Regions from separate parts of the Homo sapiens genome. Here region 1 is linked to region 2. Evidence: chromatin loops called from intact Hi-C (ENCODE). Cell type or tissue: breast epithelium. All regions are shown on one strand. Each heading gives the region's core, and the rest is flanking DNA. Links, peaks and the distances in the headings are about the cores only. Region 1 has its middle 100 kb from the start of LINC02706. Region 2 has its middle 56 kb from the start of LINC02714.

Region 1 (8,826 bases), core at 2,486-7,485, 180 kb before region 2:
TGTATGTATTTCCTTTACTGTCTGGAATATTTTATTGGGTATGGATTATACCATAGTAGAAGTTTTAGGTAAGCTGGAGCTCCACCACACATTCAGGCAATGGAAGAGCACACAGCCTAGGGCTGGAGACAGGAGATCCTCTCCAGAGCTGATACATTTGAGTAGGGTCAAAAGCGATGTGGGCTCCAGAGCTCTGTAAGATCACACGTTTTACTGAGAGCCTGGGAATATTTTACCTTAAAGGGAGTTAATTCTATATTCCTACCTCAGGAGTGAGATAAGTAAGTTACATAATTCAACAGGCACAAACACTTGTAGTGCCCTTTTCTAAGCCATCTTTTGCCAGATGCTGGGGATAACAAAATGAACAGATCTTCTCCACACAATGAACCCATCATACTGCAGGGAAGGCTCGCTAGCAAGCCTTCCACTAGAGTGACACAGAATGAAGGCTACCACTGTGCTGAGCACAGATGAGTCACTGACTTGCTTGACATCCTCCAAAATATCCTCAACATAAAACTTTTTACCTTGTGCTACAGTTTGGATGGAGGATTGGTGCCAGGCTATGCTAAGGGAATGAGAGTGTGTGTGTGTGAGAAAGAGAGACAGAGAAAGAGAATCTCCACAACAAAACTACTTACTAACTTTGAAAATGTTATGTGACTTCTGGTTCTATGTTCATGATCATGTTGTTTATAGGTAAGTTTCTTTCTTTCTTTCCCCTCCACATGAATTTCATTTCTTTATCTTGTCCTAAGCACTGACTAGCGACTCCAGTACAGTATTGAATAGAAGGAATAAAAGGCGGCATCCTTTCCTTGTTTTTTCAATAATTCAGTGTAAGTATGATATTCACTTTTGGGATTTGATTTACAAGAAAGGAAATTTCACGTGATTCAACAAAATAGATACAATTTATAAGATTCATGACATTTCATTGTATTTCTAACTTTCTACGATTTTTTTATTGTGAATTTTAACAAATGCTTTTAAAAAATTGTGAAGATTATGTAATTTTTCTCCCTTTTCAGTTAATGTCTTGAATTACATTGGCACTATCATCCCTGGAAAGCCCTGGCTATGGAGGATTTTTTATTTAAACAAAATAACAAAACATAAATAAACATACTCTTTAAGACAATTAGTAGGCTTTATTTTGTAGAGCAGTTTTAGGTTTATAGAGAAATTGCTCAGAGAGTGCAGAGAGTTCTCACTCACAACCCCGTCCCCCACAACTGTGGCACACCATCTTCCCTGTTATCAGCATCTTACATGAGTGTGGTCCATCTGTTACAATTGATGAGCCTGTCTTTTTTTTTTTTTTTTTTGAGACTAGTCTCACTCTGTCATTCAGGCTGGAGTGCAGTGGCATGATCTTGGCTCACTGCAACCTCTGCCTCCCAGGTTCAAGTGATTCTTCTGCCTCAGCCTCCCGAGGAGCTGGGACCACAGACAGGCACCACAAAGCCCGGCTAATTTTTTTTTTTTTTAATGGAGATGTGGTTTTGCCATGTTGGCCAGGTTGGTCTCGAACTTCTGACCTCAGGTCGTCCATCCACCTCAGCCTCCCAAAGTGCTGAGATTGCAGGTGTGAGCCACTGCACCCAGCTGAGGAGCCAGTCTTGACACCTGACTACTAACTCAAGGCCATGGCTTACATTAGGACTCACTCTTTGTGTACAGTTCTATGGATTTTGACAAATTATAGTGTCACCCAGAACAGCTTCACTGACCTGAAGATGCCTGTGCTCCACCTACCCATGATTCCCACTCTCCCCCAACCCCTGGCAACCACTGGTCTTTTTACTATCTCGATAGTTTTGCCATTTTTATAATGTTATCGTGTTAGGCTCTTCTTGCATTGCTATAAAGAAATACCTGAGACTGAGTAATTTATAAAGAAAAGAGGTTTAATTGGCTCATGGTTCTGCAGATGTACAGGAAGCAGGGTGCTGGTATCTGTTAGGCTTCTGGGGAGGCCTCAGGAAGCTTACAGTCATGGCCTCAGGAAGCTTACAGTCTTACTAAGATAAAGCAAGAACGGGCATCTCACATGGCCAGAGAAGGAACAAGGGGTGGGGGAGGTGTCACACACTTTTAAATAACCAGGTCTCGTGAGAAGTCACTCACTGTCACAAGGGCAGCACCAAGCCAAGAGGGATCCGTCCCCATGACCCAAACACCTCCCACAAGGACCCACTTCCAACACTGGGGATTACAACTCAATATGAGATTTAGAGAGGACAAATTCAAACTGTATCAGCCATATAGTTGGAATTATGCAGTATGTAGTGTTTTCAGATTGGCATCTTTACTTAGCAATATACCTTTACATTTCCTCCACATCTTTTCATAGCTCAATCACTCATTTCTTTTTAGCACTGAATAATATCCCGTAGTCTAGATGTACCCCAGTTTATTTATACATTTCACATGCTGAAGGGCATCTTGATTGCTTTCAAGTTTTGGAAATTATAAATAAAGCTGCTGCAACCATCTTTGTGCATGTTTTTGTGTATACAAAAGTTTTCAACTCATCTGGGTGAAACCAAAGCAATATGATTATTAAATTGTATATTCAGAGTATAGTTAACTTTGTAAAAGATTGCCAAACTGTCTCTCAAAGTGGCGATAGCACTGTGCATTCCCACCAGCAATGAATGAGAGTTCCTGTTGCTCCACATTCTCGTCAGCATTTGGAGATGTCAGTGTTTTGGATTTTGTCATTCTAATAAATGTGTAGTGGTATCTCATTGTTTAAGTTTGCAGTTTCATAATGGCATATGATGTTGATCATCTTTTTATATGCTCATTTTCCATCTGCCTATCTTCTTTGGTGAGGTGTCTGTTCAGATCTTTTGCTCATTTTTAAACCGAGTTGGTTACTTTCTGATTGTTCAGCTTTAAGGGTTCATTGCATACCCAAGTCCTCTATCAGTATGAGTTTTGCAAATATTTTATCCCAGTCTTTGGCTTGTCTTTACATTTTTTAACCGTGTCTTTCACAGAACAGAATATTTTAGTTTCACGGATGTCCACTTACACAATTTGTTCTTTCATGGAGTGTTGCTTTAGGTGTTGTATTTAAAAAATCATCACCAAATCCAAGATCATCTAGATTCTCTCCTATGTCACCTGCTAGAAGTTTTAAAATTTTGAGTTTTATATTTAAGTTTATAATCCATTTTGAGATTTTTGTGACACATGAATTCTGTATAGATCTCCTCTCTTTTTTGCATGTGGAGGCCCAGTTGTTCCAGCACCATTTGTTGAAAACGCTCTTTCTTCATTGAATTGCCTTTGCTCCTCCATTGAAGATAAGTTGACTTCGGTGGATCTCAAGCTAGTCACATGCCTCCAGCAATTCGTCAATTACAGTTTAAGTGTTCCTACAAGAACCGGCTGTGCAAGGGCTTCTGCCCCTGAAATGTTGCTCCCAGTAAGCTGTGATTCTTTGTACCCACCTCTGTCTCCAACTATTGCAGCATCCTTCGCCCGTGACTTCAATCCTCTGAGAGATCTCAGAAGAGTTATTTCTCAGTTTGTTCAGCTTTTTTCTTGTTGTGAGGATGGGAGTGATGGCTACAGGTCATATGGCAATGGAACTTTGAATCTGCTTTTTCTAAGTTGATTTCAAGGGCACACACCCTGTTCCAAATTTTCCCTAGACTAGAGAAAGGGATTATTTTGTTTTTCACTTAGAGGAGGAAGAAACTATCAATCATGAAGTAAGGGCACAATCATGTTTAAACCTCATCTTGCATTGCTTGGCAATGGCCCTGCATCTCTGAAAGTGTGTGTGGTTCTGTGAGGGTGGGGAGTGCTGAAGGTGGGCTCTGCTCTCCTTTTCTAGGGACTTTCTCATATTTGTATAGATTTTGATGGACTTACTAGCAAACCTGCCTTATTTTATAATACACAGCACCACTCCAGATTCATCTTGGAGGTCTCTTTCTGTTCTTCCCTCCCACCCACATGAACACTCAATGCTTACAACTGAGAATATTTCAGAAACCTGCTCCTCTCCTGGTTTGGCAGTTGGTGATTTGGATTCTAAAGCCAAGAATGCTGGGATAAGCTGAAAGATTTATAACTATGAGAGTCCCTGCGAGCGTTGGCTACAAGCACGACGGTAGCCCAACATGCACAGAGGGAAGAATGAATGACAGCAAGATGCACATGTCCAGCCATGACCTGGACAGCTCCTTGCCCCAGCAGCTGGGATCTAGTGCTGCCTCCCTCTGACTCAACTTCTGCCCTGTCTTGGGCTGCTGTTTCTGTCTGATTCTCCTGAACCTCATCCACTGTCCTGGTCCATTGACATCAGGCAGACTATCTTTCCTGCCATTCCCACTGAACTCCTGATGAGGCACTGACTTGATCCCATCTTCCAGATATAAAAACTGATGCATAGCTTGCTTAAGCAAAGCAGGTATTATTCGCAGGCCAGCTGACTAATGTCCACGTTGTGCAGAATGATGCTCCAAAATGTCACTTGCATGGGTCACTAATAACTTAGCTGCATTTCTTAACCCTCACTAAGCGCCAGGCACTATTCTCAGAAACTTGTACATCCCATGTAGTTCAATCACTGCTATGTCCTTGTGTTGTAAGTGCTACCTGCAGCGTATATATTGAAAACAACAACAAACACACAAACCAACTGGAGGCTTCGTGCTGCTAGGTTCCCTGCCCAAGATTATACTGCCAGCAAGCAGTAGCATCTCATTTTGAATCAAATGATCTTACTCAGGAGGATTCCTGACCTGTTGTCCAGAGGAGAGCCGGGAAAGCATCCAGGCCCCCTCTCACCTGCCATGGACTTTCCTCTGCTCCAGTTTCTATGGAATGGTTCTCCAGTTTCTGATCACATGCAGGATGACAGCCCATTCCATGGCTCTGTACTGTGAATGTCTTCCTTGTTTCTCCACCAGACCAGCCTCCTCAACTCTCCCACTTATTCCTTGCTTAAGATCTGGAGAGGGCTTCCTATGTCATTTAAAATTAAGTCTAAATTCTGTATCATAACCTTCCAGGCCCTATGCAGCCCAGACCCTGCTAGCTCTGTCACCTCAGAGAGTAACCACACACCACCCCCTCCCCGCCCTGTCCTCCCATGACATTTCAGCCACGGGCACCTCTCTGTGCTGCAGGTGTGCAAGGCACCTTCTCATGACATGAGTACCCACTTAGCATTTCTCTCCTGATGCCTGCACAACTGACCCCTCAGATTCAGGCCTCAGGTGCCTTTTCTAAGGCAGGTCTCTTATCCCCCAGCTCTGCCCATCCTCTGTTACTGTAGTCTCTTTTCTTTATCTCTAAAACATTATCACAATCTGAAATTATCCTGCCCCACATTCTTGTTTACTTCTTTACCTTCTCTCCACCCTGGAACATGATCTCCAGCAGAGCAGACCCTGCCCGACTGGTTTGCTGGTGTTTGAACAGCCTCTGAACAGCCTCTACCTTAGTGCTCAATGCATAAGTCTGTGAAAAGGTAAGGAATAAGCAAATGCTCATAGCTCTCCCCTGCACAGCAGCACAAAGCACACCTTCCATGCCACAGCCCTCTGACCAGGACATGCAACCCAGGGCGCTGTTCAAAATGAAACGGGGGCTCTTGTTCATAAGTGGTTAGATTTCCAAGCTGGTGTCCACACAGCCTTGAACCAAGCACCAGGCCTTCTCACCTCAGGGCCCCGGACTGCACATCCAGGAAGCCGGCACTGCATCTGAGTCATTTCTTTCCCAGACTAAGCTTCTGGTCCCTTCTTCTTATGACAGCCCCCACAGACATGGGCCTCACACATCCCAAGGTCCCCATCAATCACCCTGTGTGCTCCCCACGGATATGACCCCTTTGTGAATTCCTCCTCACAGTGGTGCTCAGGATATGTCCCATTCCTGGATGTTTGTTCCTCTGTAATTGAGTGGGATGATTAGTCTTCCCCAACCACCCTGGATGGCGCCACTGAGCATTTTATTAACAAAGACTTGGGTTTACTCTGGGATGAACATCAGCATTGGCTGTAGTCAACCTACCAGCAAGTACAACCCCCGTTCACTCACACTTTAAGCTATTAACAAGTTCAGTCCTTTGAAGCTGACTACCTGTTAGCACTGAGTGCAGAACATTGCCACAAGTAAAATTATTTTTGTTAATTTTTATACATCAAGGACCTTTGGACTTTTGTAGCTTTCATTGGCGTGTTGGCTCGATGACTCCGCTAATTTAGACGATTTCACTTGATACTTCATCCAGATCATGTATACAAACACTGAGTATCAAGAGGATATTCCTTTGAATACAAAAGTTTTTGTTTTTATCTTCAAGAGATCTTAAGGAAGCTGAAACCAATACCCGTGCTTTTCCTGAACACCCACTGAGTTCCAGGTCACCAGACGCACTCAGGATGAGGGTCCCTGCCGCTGAAGGTCCTGCGGGAGCTGGAGAGATGAGTCGCGGAGGGGAGCAGCAGCTGAGCCGGCCTTGGGTGCGCGGGGACCGCATGTGGAGATGCTGTGCGGGTGGAGTTGGCACGCGCTGGACTGCTCCAAGGAAGGCAGGCTTTTGGTGTTGGCTGCTGATCAGGAAGCCTGACCGGAGGATGTTGTGCTTGGTGGGTTTGAACAGGCTGTCCTCAGGGGCATCTAGGAGAGGGGAAGGCAGGCTCTCCAGGCAGGGATGCCGGGGAGGAGGAAAGAAGGTGTGGGCTGTGTGTAGGGGAGAGTGAGGGCCGACGTGGCAGAATCAGAAGTCAGGTTGCTGATTTAAACCTGGGCAGTTCTGGAGCAGCAAGGAGTGAAACACCTGCAGGTGCGGTCTCCGCGACGGTCCTCTTAAGCAGATGCTGTGGGTTAGGTTCCAGAGGAGCTTGGCATAGGCTGGGGCAGGTGGGAGGATCAGGAGGACAATGCTCGGGCCAGCGGGGCTCAGGTATGTTGAGGACAAACATCCTCATTTTGCCAGTTGCCCCGGGCTGGCTTCGGATGTAAGTGTCCCTCTGGGGAAGATTCGTTCATACTCCGGGACCACTTTCTGCACTTCTGTGTCCATCTCCCAGTTATGTAGCAGAGTGAGGGGCTCTCAAGAAGAGCCGTGCATCAGTGTGTGCCCGGGACTGCAGATGTCAGGAGCAGAGGCCCCAACGTTACCTGCAGCTCTTCCACAGATGGCCCTGGAAAGGACACATCGGCTAAGCCCCTCAGCCTACTCTCCCACTTGTCCCCTCCTGCCTGCCCTCCCTACAGCCTGCAGGGGCCCACAGAAAGCTCTGTCAGTTCAGAGGGGTGCCATCCGTCTGGGAGCTCCACGCCCGGGGGGCTGCCGGCTTCCCTGAGGGCTGGAGGTGCTGAATCTCTCTCATTCAGCATTAGCTTTTCGTAACATTTTGCTGTCTTTGTGCAAACACACTATCAGCCTACCTGTGCCTGACAAGGGATCTAGCTCCTGTTTTCTGCCTGCGCTAGGAGGCTTGGCATCCCTCGGGCTGCTGTGACACCCTCCCCACAGCCACACTCCCTTCCTCCCGCCATCGCTGGCAGCTACAGCAGAACCGGGAGCTTGGGCCCTACACCCAGCAGCACGGGCCTGGCTTTCCGCAGCCGTGTGAGCCTCAGGAGCTGTGGTGCGGCCCCTGAGGACTGCCTTTCTCAGACAGTGTCTTAGGCAGATGGAAAGCTCCAGAGAGCCAGGCCAGTCCCCATGGGGGGTCTCCCTGGCTGCCTCGAGGCCTGGTGCACACGGAACCGTGTTTAACATCCCAGGAGACAGGCAAAGCCATGGGAAACCAGCTTGGTAGTTTTTGAATCGTGCGGTCCATGGGTTTTATTATTGAGAAGCTAATGAGTCCCAGACACTTTGCAGGCATTTCCCCAGCATTTCTTGGGAGAAGCTCCCGTCTGCCCTCAGGTTCAACCCAGGGCCCCTTCTCCAAGCCCCTGAGCTTGCCGTGTTTCCCATCCCCACACTTTCTGAGAGTTGCCTGCCTTCTCTTCTATGCCCTCCCACCGTTCTAAAGACTCCCTGAGAGCACGAGGTGGGTCTGTGTTTGGCCTAAGGCAGGCTGTTAATACATCATTGTACATAGTGAATCTTTACAACAGCCCGAGCCAGAGGTGTGGGGACCCCTATTGCTGTATTTTTCCCTTTGGAGGATCTGGGATGGGAACTCACTGGGTCTGGTTCTGAAGTTCGGACACTGTCATGGGTTCCATGATGCTCTCCAACAAGGTGGGACATGAGGCCTTCTGGTCCTCTCACCTCTACAAGGGGTGTCATAGCACTGCCTGGGCCCCCTCAGGACTATCACACACATGCCCAGCTCCACAAGAGCTGGCTGTTGGCGTATCACCATGCCTTCTCCAGCAGTGACCCCTTTCTGAAGGCAGATTAACCTCCCAAGTTTACCCACCTCCCTGGGAACAGCCACATCATATGACTCATGATTTCAGTATTACAAAGGCTTCCTTGCCTTAACAGGAATACGCCGAAGGGTCATCCCAGCCCCAGAGCACCTGACAAGACTGGCCAAAACCTCTTTGGCAGCTGCATCCCAGTTCAGTCCCCGTGCCCACCCGGTCTGGCTTCCCTCAATAATTCCCACCCTTCTCAGTAATTCCCTACGTGAGTCTCAGAGGCTCAGAGTCTGCTTCCCTGGGAACCCCGCCCACATCGACTAGTACAGGATGTAGTCTTAGGGTGCAGACTTGGAAATGGGATTTAGGGGAAGCATCATTTGCTGGGGGCTGGCGACAGGCCTCTTGCTGGTGGTAGAGCACTGGTGGGCCTCTTGCTGGTGGTGGAGCACTGGTGGGCCTGCT
Region 2 (8,826 bases), core at 2,104-7,103:
ACTAGAAAGCAAGGAAGAGATTACAGAATAATAAGATCGTGTCAGAAAGGCTCAGGAGGCAACATTAGAGGCTCCCACCAGCTGAAGATGGGACAATTTAAACATCATTAAATTTAATAACCATAATGAATGAAACCCAGCAAATATATTCGACTTCGTTATTTTGTAATGAAATGTTAAAAAGAATATTAGGAAAACTAATTGTTGCCAGTGGAGGATGTTTGTGAACAAACAAAATAATTTCATTATTTTGAAAACTAGCACTAACCAAGCATTTATTTTTTTTCTGTATAAACCATTGTATAAAATGGTTAAATATAATATATGATAGTTATGGCATAATTTAATGTAATAGATAATGAGGACTTTTAGAAACCTTCCTAACAGTGTTATTGTTGGTAGATTATGAAGGAATGATATATGTAGAATATTACTATTTTGCAACTTCCTAATAAATTAGTGGAACTAGGTAACAGCTGGTCAGATCCCAAATCAAGGACAGTCAGACATTTTGTGCTACATGACTGATGTACTTAGCATTGCCTGTAAAGTAGGGTTACTGAAAACTGAATCTTATTTTTCAAGCCTTGAGTTATATCTACTAATATCTTCAAAATACAGAGATGGAGAAATATATTTCAAAAACAGACCATCAGGAAACACTCAAGAAAATCTACACTTTGAGAAACTGCAGGACAAATTTGCAGGTTTCTTCTACAAATAAATTGAGGGGATTAGAGAGAGAATTTGAGAAGATTAAAGAGGTGGGCCAGGCGCAGTGGCTCATGCCTGTAATCCCAGCACTTTGGGAGGCCGAGGCGGGCAGATCTCGAGGTCAGGAGATCGAGACCATCCTGGCTAACACGGTGAAACCCTCTACTAAAAAAAAAAATACAAAAAATTAGCCAGGCGTGGTGGCGGGCGCCTGTAGTCCCAGCTACTCGGGAGGCTGAGGCAGGAGAATGGCGTCAACTCAGGAGGTGGAGCTTGCAGTGAGCAGAGATGGTGCCACTGCACTCCAGCCTGGGTGACAGAGCGAGACTCCGTCTCAAAAAAAAAAAAAAAAAAAAAAAAGAGGTTATGTGGAAAATATGAAACTGATGAGTTAATTGATGATTTCAATAAATTACTGTTAACAATTTCAGGTGTGGTAATGGTACTGTAGTTATGTTTGTAAGACAGGCTCTTGCTAACATTTTTGGAAAAATTGGGAAAGCGTGAATATGGATAGTAAGTAGACATCAGTGTTAAGCTTCTTAAATGGAACCACTGAAGTGTGAGTATGTATTGTAACACTTGTGTTTAGGAGACAGATGCTGGCACATTGAGGGCCAACTTGTCCTGATGTGTGTTCTTGATTTTCACATACTTTAGATACATGATTATATGCATGTGTATGTTTGTTTTTTTAATAATAATTGAAAGAAGATCTTTCTATCTTTTAGAGCTATATAACAAAAATACTTCCAAATAAAATGGTGTGATTTGCTTCAAAATGATCGATATATTGTAGAACATGATACTAATAAACTATATACTAAGTGGCTTTCAATTACAAGGAAGCAGGTCAAAGTGCAACCTGATGAATTTTTAATTACAACGATATTTCTGTCCAGAATTCTTGTTAGCCCTGGAAGAGTGGCCTCAAATCATGGCCGCAGGCAACTATGAGAGCTCGAAAGGACCACGGCACTGAGCCACCACTTCCCAAGCTGGACAATCAGTAGAGTGGGAGCGTGGTGAGCACCGGGCTTTTATCTCGCTCCCAGCCTAGGGCTGAGCATTGTGGATCACCACCTGGGAGGCAGGAGAGCGACGGAATCTTTAGGAGAGAGGCCACTCACCTGGCTCCAATCAGGGGACTGTCAAGGGCAGAAGTCCCCGATGCTCAGCCCTCCAGTGATGTGTGCAGGGTGCCTGCTCTGCAAGGTGCACTCATAACAGGATTTTTTCATTTTTTGAACTTTGTATGATGTAAGATTTTAAAAATACACACAAAAAGAGGGTGAACAGAACAGTGAATCTTCTTGTACTTATCACAGAGCTTCAACAGTTTATCCAAATTCTCCATATTTGCCAATTAAATTGTCAATTAAATTTGCCAAATTTAATTGACATCTCCACTTTTCTTTTTCTGCGGTATTTGAAAGCAAATCCCCAAACATTCTATCATTTGTTCTGTAAGTACATCACCAGGTATCTCTAACTAATCATAATATTTCCCCATAAACTCCTTTCCATTGTAACACTTCAATTTTTAATTATAAATTTATAATTATCAACTTTAATTCCTAAATGAACATTTTAATTATAAATATATAATCTGATACCAGCCCCTGTTCAAATTTCCCTGATTGTCTCAGAGGTGCCTTTCTGCAGTTGGTTTCTTAGCAGCGCCCAAAGCCCACCAACTGCATTTGACCATCTACCTCTTCAATCTCTCTCCCTCTGAGACGGTCCCTGACTCCTCTCTGTTTTTTTCTTTGTTGCTGCTTTATTGGAGAAATGCATCATTTTCCATGTAGAAGGTCTCACACTCTGGATTTGGTGGTTTGCTTTGCTGTGTAGTGTACCAACTCGTGTTTTCAGCCCTGCAGTTATTATAATCGGATCATTGGAGCTAGACCGGCTCTACTCAGTCTCCATTTTCGAGGGCAGGGATGCCATCGTGGTGGTGCTGGGACCTTCCTCTCTCATCACACAGTAAGCCAGCTGCTGTCTGCTTGTATCACTTTCAGTGACTCAAAGACTGATTCCTTTAAAAAAATAAAAAAAAAGATCAGTGTGCTCCGTGTTTCTCTGCTCTCTCCATTAAAAAATTCCATCGTTTTTTCCACTAGTGGTTTTAACATCCATCAATGGGTATTATTTTATTTGAAGTTTCAAAATGTTGATTTTCCAATTCTATACTTTACTTCTGTATTCATAGATTGTATTTCTTTAGAAAGAATAGCTTTGTATTGATACATAATAGTTGTACATATTTATGGGGTACATGTGATATTTTGATACACGCATACAATTTGCAGTGATCACACCAGGGTAAATGGGATCTCCATCATTTTAAACATTTATCCTTTCTTGTTGGAAACATCCCAAATATTCTCTTCTAGCTATTTTTGAAAAGTACAGTAAATTATTGTTAACCATAGTTGCCCTATTGTGCTGTGAAACACTAGAACCTAATCCTTCTATCTAGCTATAATTTTGTACTCATTAACCAACCTCTTTTCATCTCTCCCCCTTCCCCCACCACCCTTCCCGGTCTCTGGTACCCACTATTCTATTCTTCCACTCTCTACCTCCTTGAGATTGATGGGTTTAGTTCGTGGGTACAAGTGAGTACATGAAACATTTGTAAAAAGGAAAATTTTTCTTCAACTATGGCTAATTTGAAATACAAACTTGTAAAGTTTAAACTTGTAAAGCATAAATGTGTGTAATAAAGATTATTTTTAGTTTTCAAATTTTGTATTAATGTGTTCATTTTATAATGACTGGGTCCATCAAACACTTAAATAATTTATTAAGAATTCCTGGATTTGTATATTTGATAATTTGATGTGTTTCAATCTGTTGCAGGCATTATTCATCTTATGGTCAAATTGTTACATCTTAGGCCAGCGGTGCTTTCTTCAGCAAATGACTGTGTCTTTTTGTTTTCAAACATTTTATTTTGAGAAACGTTAAGCATATTTTGTGTCTTTTCTGACATGACACTAACAGGCTCATTCATCTTTATCCTTTCTGGCACAATAATAGCTTCCAGGCTTATCTTGTACATTCCTTGCTCAGACCTAGAAGCTGACATTTCCTGAAAGATTCCAGGTCCCTGTATAGTGGGAAGAAAAAGGCACAGGCCAGGTTCCAGATATGTGGAATGCATTATTCTATTTACTCTTTACAATAACCCTGAAATGTACCTATGATAATTATCTAACTTTCCTATAGATGAAAAATCTGAATTTCAATTTGACACAAATTGTTGTCAAGATCACATTGATATGTGACTATTCAAGGCAGTTTTACTCATCACAGCCAAACTTGGAAACAACCCAAATATCCATAAACTGGCAAATGGTGAAAAACGATATATTCGTACACCGATATACTGCTTGGTAATAAAAAAAGGAACACACCGATACACAAAATGACATGGATGAATCCCAAAAACAGTATGTTGGGATGTATGAACTAATCAATTCATACTGATTTGTTTGTGTAAAATTTTAGGGTTTGAAAAACTCATCTACAATTACCTGGAGCATGAATAGGAATAGGGAGAAATGGGCTGCAAAGGGCATGAGGAACTTTTCAGGGTGAGGAGAAGGCTCTGTACCGGGTGGTGGTCACACAGGTGTACGTTTATCAAACCACGTCACAGTGCATGGCTGTGCATAATCAGACGAAAGTTAGAACTAACTCAGGTTGATTTTAAAAAGCCAACCAAGGGTGTGCCCTAATGATAGCTGCAGTGGACCGTGGGGTCTTCTCTGTAGGGGCCTCTGAGACCCTTACAGTACGACGCCAGAGCTGTTTACCTGAAGGAGAGGAGAGGTGGGGATTTACACACCAGCTGCTGTCTCCCCCGGCTGAGGGTTGCCCCTGCAGGTGTCAGATTCCCTGTGCTTTTGAGCTGAATCTGCCTGGTTTACCATCAGGCCTGGCAAACCTGTGGTTTGGCCCTGAGCCTCTCCCAGCCTGTAACACAGCACACAGATGCAGCGAGTCATACTTAGTGATAACAACATCGATGACACGGGCAGTAGCAATGACTGATGGGGTTGGCTCCTCCTGCCCTCTGCAGAAGCTGCTCTTTCTGGGGACAGCATGATGGGGCGCTGTCGGGTGAGGTTAATATTTTCAAACCCATACACCAAGTTTTCATCTTTTCCTGTCTTCACGTGTGACTTAGGTGAATTGCCCAAGTCTTCTGAAACAGGGTTGTCAGATGAGAAATGATATTTAAACATATCTTAACAGCACTTGCTAAAAATTAGTATTGTTCTTGTTTCGAAATATCTGCATTAGGAAGATTTGAGAGGCAGCTTCTATCTCAAAATATAATTAAAGCTAATTTTGAATTGACTTGCTATTTGATTTCCCATTAATATTCTCAGAGTAACAAGTTCATAGACACCCAAGGTCCATTAACCTGCACCCATTACCGGCTGCTCACAGGCACCTCACCATTACCTGGAGGGTGTGGCTTGAATTTGCCCTGCTGGATCCCAGGGTCACTATGATTTCTTCCCTCAGGTTTCTTCATTGTGTTTTAAAAAAAGCCTATACTATGCATGTGCTATTTTGTTTCTGAATTGCTTTATGGGATTAGTTAACACTGCTTGTTTAGGAAGCAGCTTAGCTGGCTCTCCTGCCGAGTGTCACAAGGTATTAAGAAAGGTCATGTTCCCATTCTGCTGCAATGGTCCGTGTGTTACATCTGAATACTTATAAGCCTTACGGTATAACAGTGTGATTCTTGCTGTAAGCGTCACATGTACTTTAAAGAAATTAAGCAGAAAAATAATCCTTTTAAAAATCACATTTTACTATTGAAGGTGGGTGCCACCTTTTAAGAGAAATGTAAAAAACATAAAATATTTGGCTGAGAGTGACCAGGCTGTGGGATGTGAATGCCGTGTCAAAGCTGAGGCTGTGAGGGAAACGCCGACTGTAAAGACAGCTTAGAACTCCGAGGGTCACACCTGTGCTGGCTGGTCCGAGAGGCTTGGCTCCTGGGCTCAGGAGAATCTTGTCCCCACTGGCCGTGGCTTGAAGGATATCGGGACACTCTGGGATGAGGAATTGAGGCCCAGCAGCTGTAGCCAAACTTTCTGGGTCTAAATGCCAACCCCTTGCTTTCAGGCCTCCAGCCCTGCCTGGTTCCAGCCTCTGCATCCACTCTCCTTCCCAAGACTCTCAGAAGGACTCCAGGTGGGACTCCAGGGGACTTCAGATCCACCCTTCCCATGGTTCCTGGCCTGTTCCAGCCTAGTCTGAGGCAGAGAGGAGGGTTAATTTTATTGAAATAATTTGTTTACTTTTCTGTAACAATCTTGGCTCACTGCAACCTCTGCCTCTGGGTTCAAGCGATTCTCCTGCCTCAGTGTCCTGAATTGGAATTATAGGTGCCCAACACCAAGCCTGGCTAATTTTTGTATTTGTAGTAGAGACAGGGTTTCACTATGTTGGCCAGGTTGGTCTCAAACTCCTGACCTCAGGTGATCCTCCCGCCTTGGCCTCCCAAAGTGCTGGGATTACAGGAGTGAGCCACCGTGCCTGGCCAGCCAAGCTTTCTTACCTCCGAAGGTGCTTTATTCCTATCATAAACATGGAGAGTGGGGTCTTCAGAATCCAGGCCTCCCTTTCCCATCAGCTGCTACAGTAACTGGTAATTAGGCTCCTTACTCCCTAATCACTCTCTGCTCATCTGGGTTTCTGAGGTGCAGCTCAGGGTGGAATCAGCACGGCTTTGATGTTATGAATCTGGCCTGAAGTCATATCCTTGTCATTGTACTTTTTGGAGGAAAAGATAGTTCATTTCTCCAGGGCACACGTCAATTGCCTTTCCTGCCAGGTGAGACCTACTGCTTGAAGGTGGGAGCAGCTCTGTTTACCTGGAGGAGGCAGGGCTGGTGTGCTCAGTCCCTCTGAAGTGTCTCATGGGCCATTAGCACCATGCACTGCTCGCAGCCAACTCATCAGAATGAGTGGTTATTACAAAAGTGTTTTCATAATTAAGTAACACGATAACTCACTGAAAATGGTAGATGTTTGGAGAAGTGCTACATGGTGGCCCTATGGGGATGGGCAGCCCCTGCCAGTCTCCACTGCAAATGAGCCACGTGATCACCGGGGTTCAGGGCTATCCAGGGGGTGCCACTTGGCCCCCGTTGCCAGCAGCTCTGGCACAGGGGTCTAGGAAAGGCTCTGCCCAAGCCCAGCAGCACGGGTTCCTCTCTCCAAGGCTGTCCAGTAGAACTGTTGTTCGCCAGGCTGTCGTCAGCAGAGGCAGAGCCGCATCCTCAACAAGTAGACAGGATCTCTAGGAGGCTTCATCATAAACTGAGTCTGGAGAGCAGAGGGGAAAAATCCTAACCGGGGCAGGCATGATTCCAGATTCCTGCTGAAATAAACAGGAAGCCCAGCAATTCACACTCTCAGTGATGCTCCCTGGCCTCTCCTGTGTTGTCTTTCTGGGGACCCGAATTTGCTCTAGCTGATGTGTGACATTTGGGTCTCTCATTTATTTTCCCCCAGTGTAGAAGATAAAACAATGGGATATATTCATTGCAAAAATTATTATAATGTGGCATTGGTGATGTATATTATTTAGAAATTGTCATCATTGGATTTCATTTAAGTACAAACTAAAATCTGCTGCTTTGGGAAGCATAGCACTGATGGTGGGTTCCCCATCCTGGATCAGGGTAGGTGGGGCAGGGAAATGTCTCCAGCCCACAGACCCATCTGGCAGCTCAGATACAGGCATGGCGCTCTTCTGTCCACCCGTTCCTTTCTCTGACTGTTTCCTGGGCCCAGGAGGCTGACAGAGGGCACAGGTTGGGGTGGAGGACATGCCTTCCAGAGGAGAACTGACATGTACATATCCCCTTGAAGCCAGCAGCCATGCAGAGGGACGTGGTTGCTGCCATCGCCCCCTCTGAATGCAGAACTTGACTGACCCGGGTGCTGGGTGGAGGGGCCTGGTTGTCTGCCATCTGCCCCTGCAGAGACAGGGAATGCGTGGAGAGGCAGCCCTCCCCCTCTGCAGCTCCCAGGACAGATCCCGGGTGTGCCCTCACCCTCCTGCCCAGCCTGGTCTCCAGTTTAGAGATAGGAGTATCACAGCTGCCTCTTGTCCCCACGACTTTAACATCCTTCCCAGTGCCTGAGCACATTTACAGGAGGAGTATTATTATCTTCTAGAGGAGGAGTATTATCTTCTGGAGGAGGAGTATTATCTTGTAGAGGAGGAGTATTATCTTCTGGAGGAGGAGTATTATCATCTTGTAGAGGAGGAGTATTATCTTCTGGAGGAGGAGTATTATCTTCTGGAGGGGGAGTATTATCTTCTGGAGGAGGAGTATTATCTTCTGGAGGAGGAGTATTATCATCTTCTGGAGGAGGAGTATTATCTTCTGGAGGAGGAGTATTATCATCTTCTGGAGGAGGAGTATTATCTTCTGGAGGGGGAGTATTATCCTCTGGAGGGGGAGTATTATCTTCTGGAGGGGGAGTATTATCTTCTGGAGGGGGAGTATTATCTTCTGGAGGAGGAGAGGGGGAGTATTATCTTCTGGAGGGGGAGTATTATCTTCTGGAGGAGGAGTATTATCTTCCTTCTGGAGGGGGAGTATTATCTTCCGGAGGGGGAGTATTATCTTCTAGAGGGGGAGTATTATCTTCCGGAGGGGGAGTATTATCTTCTTTCTGGAGGAGGAGTATTGTCTTCTGGAGGGGGAGTATTGTCTTCTGGAGAGAAATGAAAGGCACAGGCTGTTTGTCTGAATATTACAGTCATCTGTCACTTATGATGTTTCCCTCAATGGTGGATGGGATACGTGAGGGTGGTCCTATAAGATTTAATACCATCTTTTTTTTTTAACAATACCTCTTCTATGTTTATTTTTTATTTTTATTTTTTATTTTTTTGGGAGACAGAGTCTTGGTCTGTCACCCAAGCTGGAGTGGAGTGGCGTGATATCAGCTCACTGCAACCTCTACCTCCCAGATTCAAGCAATTCTCCTGCATCAGCCTCCCAAGTAGCTGGGACTACAGGCGCCTGCCACCACACCCAGCTAATTTTTTTGTATTTTTAG

The links. Peaks named below come from ENCODE experiments on the same cell type or tissue, not always from the same donor. Only the 100,000 strongest peaks of a DNase experiment are listed, where the experiment ranks them.
Region 1: a loop joins it to region 2, with 10 times the contacts of the local background. A loop is called at or near these places in 2 of 110 quality-filtered maps.

Annotation. Positions count from the first base shown.
Region 1 is chr11:134,603,019-134,611,844 of GRCh38, forward strand. No RefSeq gene overlaps it. Among named protein-coding and RNA genes, the nearest start is that of LINC02706, 100 kb to the right of the region's middle. In breast epithelium, for the core only: no CTCF peak of the experiment used is centred there; no DNase peak of the experiment used is centred there; H3K27me3 peaks cover 621 bases.
Region 2 is chr11:134,787,516-134,796,341 of GRCh38, forward strand. No RefSeq gene overlaps it. Among named protein-coding and RNA genes, the nearest start is that of LINC02714, 56 kb to the left of the region's middle. In breast epithelium, for the core only: no CTCF peak of the experiment used is centred there; no DNase peak of the experiment used is centred there.